Linked DNA regions of Homo sapiens: region 2 is linked to region 1. Evidence: read pairs that join two places in POLR2A ChIA-PET (ENCODE). Cell type or tissue: GM12878. All regions are shown on one strand. Region 1 overlaps FOCAD (focadhesin). Region 2 overlaps MLLT3 (MLLT3 super elongation complex subunit).

Region 1 (5,000 bases):
ACTTGAGCCCTGGAGTTTGAGGCTGCAGTGACCTATGATTGTGTCACTGTACTCCAGCTTGAGTGACAGAGTGAGAGACCCTGTCTCTTAAGGAAAAAAAAAAAAATTCTGTTTAGCCCTGAGTTTCAGCCATATGACTGCCCTTGAGCCGTTCCTATATAGAAATTTGGTAGTCAAGAGTGCTCAAAGTCAAATGTCTGTCTTCGTCATCATTGGACCCTCCTCCTCCAACTACCTTGTATATCAGTTATTGTCTCTGCTGGGTTTTCATAATTGTTAGATTTCCTCTTGCTTTTAAGATTGTGTCCTTTATTTGAGGTTTGACATTAAGTACTTTTGTGTGATACATAGTTGTACAATATCCTAGAGAAACTATTGAGAAAGTTGAAAACCCAAAGTGTTTTATCTACTGCTCTTTTATTAGTGCAATTGATAGATTAATTTTCTTGGAAGTATTCTTAGGGGCTGAACTACCTTGGCAGATAATGTGATAATTGCTTATATTAAACAACTGTTTTGATTCACTGGGAACTTAAAGACTTCATTAAAAATTCTCTTTCTGATTTAGGTTTAGACAGACAAAAAAGGCATATTGAAAGGTTGGAGATAAATCTTTGAAAATCAAACATGCATTTTTGTAGCATGTGGTTTATGGATTATATTGTTACTGGTTTCCTTTTAGTAAAATGGCATGACAAGAAGTAATATATAAATTGTTTTTCCTTAATGTATAAAATACCCAAAGGAAATTGAGTTTGAAAATAACGTAGACTGCTCTCCAGACTGGGTGACAAAGTGAAACCGTCTCTGTCTCTTAAAAAAAAAAAAAAAAAAAAAAGTAGGACACGTACTACACTTGCCAATGCTAAAGTGACCATGTGTACTGTTTTTTGAAATTCCCTAAGAGGATATGATGTTTTATACCTAGAAAAGGCCAATGTTTGTGATTAACCTTGAAATATAAGTCTTCAGCAAATGAAAGACACTTGCAATTTGTAGCCCAGTGATAGCAAATCAAGAATGATGTAAAGTCATATTGCAGCTTGGGTAGTGGTTTTGAGAATGCTTAATGGCCATTTGTTAGGAAAGGTAAAGTTACTATAGATTTAAAAAACATATTCATTCTCTGAGGTGTCACACTGAAATTAGGGCTGTCTTTTGTAATCTTTGGTATTTGTCATCTGTACTTAGGTAATTTAGATAAAAACAACACTGTTTTTCCACAGTGGCCCACCTCCTGAAAACAAGGTCATCTTTTTGGATGGCTCAGCTTCTTCACTTCTATAATAAGCTATTAGCCTACCCAGCTGCTCACCTGGTCCCCAAAGACATACTGGAATTACAGCATTCTGGGCCTGGATCAGAGTGCATAGCCCCACATCTTCTTCTGTATAGTTCTATCACCATTGATATTTGAGTAATTATATTCTGTGACATATCAATAATCTTACCTGCTTCTGTGGATACTGTAAAGTCAGCCTTCTGTTGAGTTAGATTAGATCATCAGAAAACTCTGTACTTGGATCCCAGTAGCTGAGATTTTTTTTTTTTTTTTTTTTTTTGCTGAATAACATGTTACATTTTGCCTGTGGCTTTATCCAGGGTTTGCTTAAAAAGTAATATTACTGGGCACGGTGGCTCACACCTGTAATCGCAGCACTTTGGGAGGCCGAGATGGGCAGATCACCTGAGGTCAGGATTTTGAGACCAGCCTCGCCAACATGGTGAAACCCCTCCTCTACTAAAAATACAAAAAATTAGCCAGGCGTGGTGGCGGGCACCTGTAATCCCAGCTACTCTGGAGGCTGAGGCAGGAGAATTGCTTGAACCCAGAGGTGGAGGCTGCAGTGAGCTGGTATCACGCCATTTCACTCTAGCCTGGGCAACAAAAGCGTAACTCTGTCTCAAAAAAAAAAAATAATAATATAACATTTCCTTTTGCTTTTGTTATTGAGAATATTGCATATTATATCACTCTATATTCCATTTATAAAGCCCAATGTAAGAAATTTCCTTCAGAGTTTAAGGTCACAAAAATGTTTGTTTTCTTTGATAAAGGATATTTTCTTACCTTTTAGATTATAAAAGAGGTATCATTTATTTTGTTTATTTACCCTAGCTGCCTGGGAGCACAGGGCCAAATTTGAATGTTAATTGTAGGAATTATGTCAAGAAATTTTGTAAATTAATTTAAAAATAGTTTTATGTACTGGGAGTTAGCAAACTATGGGCCACCCACTTCTTTTTGTAAATAAAGTTTGATCAGAACACAGCTATAGTCATTTATTTATGTATTGCCTATTGCTTTCATGCTACAATGGCAGACTTGAGTAGTTGCTCTCTGGCCCTTTACAGAAAAAAGATTTCTAGTCCTGATACAAATAGTTACATGTGCCTCAGACCAAAATGCAGTAACACTGAATATAAAGCAATATGATTACTGTTAGATGTAGCTAGTTGGAAGAGGCTTAACAGAGATGTGCTATGAAAGGAGTTTAATATTTAAGCAGTGGAAGCATATAGGAGACATTTTATGTGGGAGAGAAGAAATGAAATCCTGTAGGATTGAGCAGATTTTGAACATGTGGGACCATTTTGGAAACTGTTTTAGCTAGATTAGAATTACAGCAGTGAAAATGAAGTTGAATGGGTAAGACTGTTGATAGGAAGGCATAAAAGCTAGGCATCAGGATTTGCATTTAATCCAACAAACAATTGAAAACCCGCTATGAAAATTTCACAGGGAAATGATATGATGGGAACAGCATTTCAGTACAGCTAATCTGACAGCAGTGTACTAACTCAGCATGGAGAGCCCCAAGACTAAGCAGTTACTGGAGTAAGCCTGCCATGAGGAACTAAGATGATGAGTGTAGAATGAAGAGGAATAGTAACCTCTGAGGTGCTGGAAAGAAGGAAGCCGATTTTGTGGCTGACTGGATTTAGAGAGTGGTGGTGAACGAAATTGTGAGAGGATAACTGGGGTAAAATGAACTGAAGTGACAGTTTTTTGAAAGGAAATATGTGTTTTGTTTTTGATGTCCCTAATTTCTGGTGTTTTAGAGCCTCCTAAGAGAAAGTATGGAAGCGTTTGGAGATCTGTGCCAGATGACGACTGATAGCTGTGGGAGAGTTTGTATGGAGGGACAACAGCACAAGGCAGAGTGGCTGGGGAGTGCCTCCAGGAGGGAAGATAGCACTCGAGGAGCAGAGTGGACAGAGGAACAGGAGGAGTCAGTAAAACAGTGTTTCCCAGTGTGTATCCCAGGACAGACTGATAGTATAGATGGTTAGCAGGTATTTCCATTGTTGCATGGCCAGATAGATTTGATAAATTCTGGGTTAAGCAAAGTTAAATAGACTTCTTGTATTAGACCCTCTTATGTTCTTTAATAATATGCAACATTATTTATATCTCCACTACGATCTCTCCCTCCAAGTTTAGATTCCTGTATTCGACTTTCTACGAGACATTTCCCCTTGGGATACCTGTGAGGCATCTAAAACTTAACTGTCCAAAATGGAATTCTTTGTCTTCCTCACAAAACTTGGTTCCCCATGTCAGGTGATGGCAGCTCTATCTTTTCTTTTTAGTAAAAAAACGCCGTGGTAAGAAGTAACATAGAAATTATATTGTTCCATGTGTAAAATGGCCAAAGGAATTGAGATAAAAAATAAAGTTGCTCAAGCTGGGCATGGTGGCTCACGCCTGTAATCCTAGCACTTTGGGAGGCCGAGGCGGGCGGATCACTTGAGGTCAGGAGTTCGAGACTAGCCTGGCCAACATGGTGAAACCTGTCTCTACTAAAAATACAAAAATTAGCTGAGCCCAGTGGTGGTGGGTGCCTGTAATCCCAGCTACTCGGGAGGCTGAGGCAGGAGAATTGCTTGAACCTGGGAGGCGGAGGTTAGTGAGCTGAGATCGCACCACTGCACTCCAGCCTGGGTGACAGAGTGAGACTCTGTCTCACAAAAAAGAAAAAAAAAGTTGCTCAGATTAAAAACCTTGGAGTCATCCTTGACTCCTTTCTCCTATATTCTTTTTTTTTTTTTTTTTTTTTTGACAGAATCTCACTCAGTCACCCAGCCTGGAGTGCAGTGGCACAACCTCGGCTTATTGCAACCTCCACCTCCCGGGTTCAAGTGATTCTCCTATCCCAGCCTCCTGAGTAACTGGGATTATAGGTGCACACCACCACATCTGGCTAATTTTTGTATTTTTAGTAGAGACAGGGTTTCGCCATGTTGGCCAGGCTAGTCTCGAACTCCTGACTTCAGGTGATCTGCCTGCCTCAGCCTCCCAAAGTGCTGGGATTACAGGTGTGAGCTACCATGCCTGGCCCTTTCTTCTGTGCTCTTATCCAATCCATTAGCAGCCACATTGGCTTTCCCTTCAAATATATCCAGAATGTGACCACTTGGTACCCCAAGTGATTCTATTGAAATCCTACTGCCTCTTTGTGCAGTAGCTTTCCATTTCACTCAGGATAAGTGTGTCAGTCCCTGTAGTGGCCTACAAGGCCTTTTATGACCTGGCTTCTCATTGATCCTTTGACCTGATTTACCATTCTTTTCCTCCTTCACTCTGCTGTATGCACATCTCTTTATTCTTCCTAAGACAGGGCTTAAGCAATTTATTAGCTTAGGGCTTTTTCCTGTGCCTGTGACACTCTTCCGCCTAGATATCTGTTTGGCTAATCTAACTTCCTTTCCTCCTTTAAGTCTGTTCACATGCCACCCTCTCTAGAAGAGACTGACCTGGACTACCATATTTAAAATGGAAAGTGTGCACTTCTCCCATTTCTCATCTCCTTTATTCTGCTTCACTTTTTTTTAATTAGCACTTACCATCTTCTAACATATTTTATGTATTATTTGTTTAAAAAATTATCTGCTGCTTTCTACTAGACTGTAAGCTCCATAAATGCAGAGATTTTTTGCCTATTTTGTTCACTGATATAACTCAAGCACCTAGAACTGTGCTGGACACACAATAGGCA
Region 2 (5,000 bases), 110 kb before region 1:
TTCAGGCGATTCTCCTGCCTCAGCCTCCCAATTAGCTGGGATTACAGACACCCACCACCACACCTGGCTAATTTTTTGTATTTTAGTAGAGACAGAGTTTCACCATATTGGTCAAGCTGGTCTCGAACTCCTGACCTCAAATGATCCGCCTACCTCGGCCTCCCAAAGTGCTGGGATTACAGGTATAAGACACCGTGCCCAACCAATGTTCTCTTAAATTAAACATTTATTAATCTTCTAGATATCACCTTTCGTTGGAACTCAAGAGTTATGAGTGCTCCTCGACATACTAATGCTTTCTGACTGAGCTCCTCTCTACCCTGAATACAAGAGACCCTAATAGGCAGGAATATTATCACCTCTATTCAGCCTGAAGAAGTTACAGAAGATGGATCTTCATCCCTCTTCAACCCTTAGGATTAAGGGTTCTCTTATAAAAGGGAGGGGGGCAATATGTCAGAGGTGTTTGAACCAGAGCAAGTCCATGTTGAATAGGGGCTGGGTAAAATAAGGCTGAGAATTACTGGGCTACATTCCCAGAAGATTAAGGCAGTCTTAGTCACAGGATAAGACAAAAGGTTGGCACAAGACATAGGTCATAAAGACCCTGCTTACAAAACAGACTGAGGTAAAGAAGTCAGCCAAAACCCGCCAAAACCCACCAAAACCAAGAAGGCGATGAAAGTGACCTTTGGTCATCCTCACTGCTCACTATATGCTAATTATAACGCATTAGCATGGTAAAAGACACTCCCACCAATGCCAAGATAGTTTACAAATGCCACAGCAATGTCAGGAAGTTCCCCTGTATGGTCCAAAAAGGAGAGGAACCCTCAGTTCCAGGAATTGCCCAGCCCCTTCCCATAAAACTCATGAATAATCCACCCCTTGTTTAGCATATAATCAAGAAATAACCATAAAAATGTCCAAACAGCAGCTCATACTGCTGCTCTGCCTATGGAGTAGCCATTCTTTTGTTTCTTTACTTCTCTAATAAACTTACTTTCACTTAAAAAAAAAATTACTGGGCATGGGGGTTGCAGGGTGCCGTGGCTCACAACTGTCATCCCAGCACTTTGAGAGGCCAATTCGGGAGGACTATTTGAGCCAAGGAGTTCAAGACCAGCCTAGGCAACAAAGTGAGATCTCCATCTCTACAAAAAGAAGAAGAAAAGAAAAAATTAGCCAGGCATGGAGGTGTGTGCCTGTGGATCCAGCTACACAAGAGGCTGAGACAGGAGGATCGCTTGATCCCAGGAGACTGAGGCAGCAGTGAATCGTCTTCATACATACCACTGCACTCCAGCCTGAGTGACAGAGCAAGACCCTATCTCAAAAAACAATAAAATAAAATAAAAATTACTGGAAAAATAAGGTTATATTACTTTATAATTTATATTATAATTTTATATTACCACATACTTCACTAAGTTATCCATAAAATCAGACACAGGAAACATTTGTCACAATATAAAATTTTGTCAAAACCATAAACAGGAAAAATAGAATAGATCCTGTATCTATCATTTGAAACATAAGCGTTATCAAAGAAGGAAAATCACCAATTTGCAACCCCAATAAAATAGTTAATTCAAGCTCATCAAAAAAAGATCAGCAGTAGATGCTAAGACCATTAGAGAAAAGATTATTGTAGCACATGACGTTTGAAAGATACAAAGTGTCATAATGCTAGTAGCAGTAACCACAAAAAAAGAAAGACACGATTTTATATAAAAAGTCTTATCAGATTCTTTTCCTCTACTTTTTATCCCTCACAAAAGCACATATACTATCTGAATCCCACTGTAAAAAGAAGTCCGGGAAATCTGTTACCATTTCTCTACCTAGCTCTGTCCAATACGGCAGCCACTAGCTACCCATGACTGTTAAGTCCTCAAATGTGGCAAGTGACTGAGGAATTAAATGTTTTATTTTAAATAATTTAAATTTTAAAAGCCACATATGTCTAGTGGCTATTGTTTTAGACAGTACTGCTGCAGGGTATAAACAAACCTAGCCATGAAAGACAATATAAAAAGTCACAAGCTTAAATTATGGGCAGGCTTAAGGGAAAACTTGAAAAACTTATAAAACTATTTTATAAGCTTTTATCACCAGATAATTCTGTATCAGGAATTGCCTCCATTGAACTTTCTTATAGCATGTTTTCTTGACTACAAAAAATAAATGCTGAATAAAAGCTTGCGGAATTAAATTTATAAAGCTTTAAACCTACCCCAAAACACTGAATTACCAGGAAAACTATGGCATTTAATTAAATGTATAGGAGTACCCTGATTTAAGACGTCCCTATTTTCATGACTGATTTTTAAAAACTGATTTGCAGTTTTCATTTAAAATAATAAGCTCTGGCCAGGCATGGTGGCACACGCCTATAATCCCAGCACTTTGGGAGGCCAAGGCAGGCGGATCACCTGAGGTCAGGAGTTCAAGACCAGCCTGGCCAACATGGTGAGACCTTGTCTCTACTAAAAATACAAAAAATTAGCTGGGCATGGTGGTGCATGCCTGTAGTCCCAGTTACTTGAGAGGCTGAGGCATGAGAATCGCTTGAGCCCAGGAGCTGGAGGTTGCAATGAGCTGAGATGTGCCACTGCACTCCAGCCTGGGCTGGGCCACAAAGCAAGACTCCATCTCAAAAAATAAATAAATAAAATAAAATAATAAGCTGCTTGAAAACATTAAAAATGTAGTCTCACTCACAAAATATTATTATGGGTCCCTTGCAATTACACATTAATTTTAAATCAGCTTGTCAATTTACAAAGAAGCCAGTTGGAGTTCTGACTGATAGGGACTGTATGTAACCTGAAGCAATTTGGGGGAGTATTGCCATCGTAATATTAAGTCTCCCAATCCATGAACATGGAATATTTTTTCATTTATTTAAATAGTCCTCTATTTCTTTCAACAATGTTTTGTAGTTTCACAGCACAAATTTCACATCTGTTTTGTTAAATGTGTTCCTAAGTATTTTACTCTTTTTGATGCTATTATAAATAAAATTGTTTCCTTAATTTCATTTTCAGATTGTTCATTGCAAGTACGTAGAAATACTATCTTTTTATACTAATCTTGTATGCTATAACCTTGATAAATTCATCCATTATGGGGATAGTACAGGTAGTACCTCAATTCATAGGGATCATTAGACTAATAAGGTAATTATTGGAGAGTACCCAGTACTCAGCCTGGCACACAGTAGGCCACTGAAGTACTTTTATTTATCTAGGGCCTTACAAAGGTGTCTTACTATAAAGTTGTTATTTAATACCACTTATGTGCAAAGGTCTGAGTAACACAGTGACTTAAAAAAAAAAAAAATCCTGTCCATAAGGAGCTAGAGGTCTTACTGCAGAAATAGATCATCCTTGTCCCACAAGTAATTTGTATAGACATCATATTAAAAATCTGAATAAGATTTCCTTTACAACAAATTTACCTTCATATACTGTTAAGAGCCTCAGAAGACCATCTACTTTTCAACCATACAAATGAGGTTCATCCCTCCTTCTTCTTACTATGTTTATTACTAGATTCTTCCATAACTCTTCTGAACACCAGTATTACTGCAGAGTGGTGTCATGTATTGCACTTGACCAATAAGATAAGAAAGTTTTAGCGTCTTGTAATTACTAGCTTTGTTTTTTCTTTCTGTGAAGCCTATTTCATGCTTTTGAATTTTCAGAAGAGAAACAAAAAGAAATGGAAAATAAAAGGAGTAAGAGATTACAATAAGTAAGGTTCCTATAGAACTGCAGTCACCAATTCTGCCATTCTATAGAAGCTTACTAATATTTTTTAACTAAAACAATTTTTTTCCAAATAGTTCTTTAAACTTAGATATCTGCTTAGTGTTCCAAAGCACCATTTAAAATCAACCAGGTCCTGTTTCTGTCTCAGCAACATTTGCTTTACTTCTAAATAATTGTTAATTTACATTTATTTGTTGGAAGAAAGACAGCCACAACCTAACAAACCACAATTTGTGCCACAAAGTCTAATCTTAGCCCAGATCTATTTTTGGATTCATAACAGCTTGAGCTAAAGAAGAATTTCATTACATTGTTCAAGTTGGGTCATAAACAGTCTCTGAAAAGAGAAGCAAACCAACATAAAATGCTGTAGAAACCAAAAATGATATAAAATATGAAAGATTCAGGTTCAAACATCTGCTATATAAATGGAAACATTACTGTGCTCATCTTCAATCTCTACTTACCACTTTATGTTCCCAAAAAACTCCGTTCCTACCAAACTATAACTTATTTAAATTACACTGAAATTTATCCACTTACAAATCTATCTCCCCTTCGCCCCACATATGAGTCTCTGAGGGCAGAGAAGCCATATGTCTAACTAGATGTGTAAATTTGGAAGAGAAGTAGGATGTGCAACATAAGGCATTTCCATCCCACCCCAATAACCATCCAACCTGTAAGTTCTCAAAAATGGCTTTAGTTTTGCTTTTATCATTCTAACAGTTGCCATTAGTCATTCTTTAGGTGAGGACACTACAGCCTTCAGTGAAGCACTGCTCAGACAGTATATAAGACAAATGACACAAAACAAAATAAAGTTATCTAATTACCAGAAGTGATGATCAGTAAACTGAATCCATCTAAGTTTTAGCTAATTTACCTGATAGACAGTACACTTCTAAAACTACCTTTATGAAGTGCTGAGCTATTTAAGTGAAACCAAATAAAGGTGATTCACTCAAAAGCTGTCCAGAAAACCTGGTGGCAATGCTAATCAATTTAAGCAAATCACAACATAAGTTTCCAATTTTCTTTTCCAAATTAGAGTTACTTTCCTCAAACCCTATTCTGCTGCTTTAGGCTTCTGATTAGGTTAAGAAAGGGAAACAAAAATTAAAGGGAAAAGCACAATATTCAATGATTAAGAGATGTGCCAAATTTCCACGTATCCAGAGGACTCAAATCATTAGAATTTTCTTTGAGTAGGCCAGGCGCGGT

The links. ChIA-PET counts read pairs that join two places held together with the same protein. Peaks named below come from ENCODE experiments on the same cell type or tissue, not always from the same donor. Only the 100,000 strongest peaks of a DNase experiment are listed, where the experiment ranks them.
Region 2: POLR2A ChIA-PET joins it to region 1 with 5 read pairs; 2 of 35 experiments call an interaction of 5 or more read pairs at or near these places.

The regions. Positions count from the first base shown.
Region 1 is chr9:20,708,691-20,713,690 of GRCh38, forward strand. All of the region lies in intron 1 of FOCAD (focadhesin), which reads left to right. Among named protein-coding and RNA genes, the nearest start is that of MIR491, 4.9 kb to the right of the region's middle. In GM12878, no CTCF peak of the experiment used is centred here; no DNase peak of the experiment used is centred here.
Region 2 is chr9:20,594,037-20,599,036 of GRCh38, forward strand. All of the region lies in intron 2 of MLLT3 (MLLT3 super elongation complex subunit), which reads right to left. Among named protein-coding and RNA genes, the nearest start is that of MLLT3, 26 kb to the right of the region's middle. In GM12878, no CTCF peak of the experiment used is centred here; no DNase peak of the experiment used is centred here; H3K27ac peaks cover 925 bases.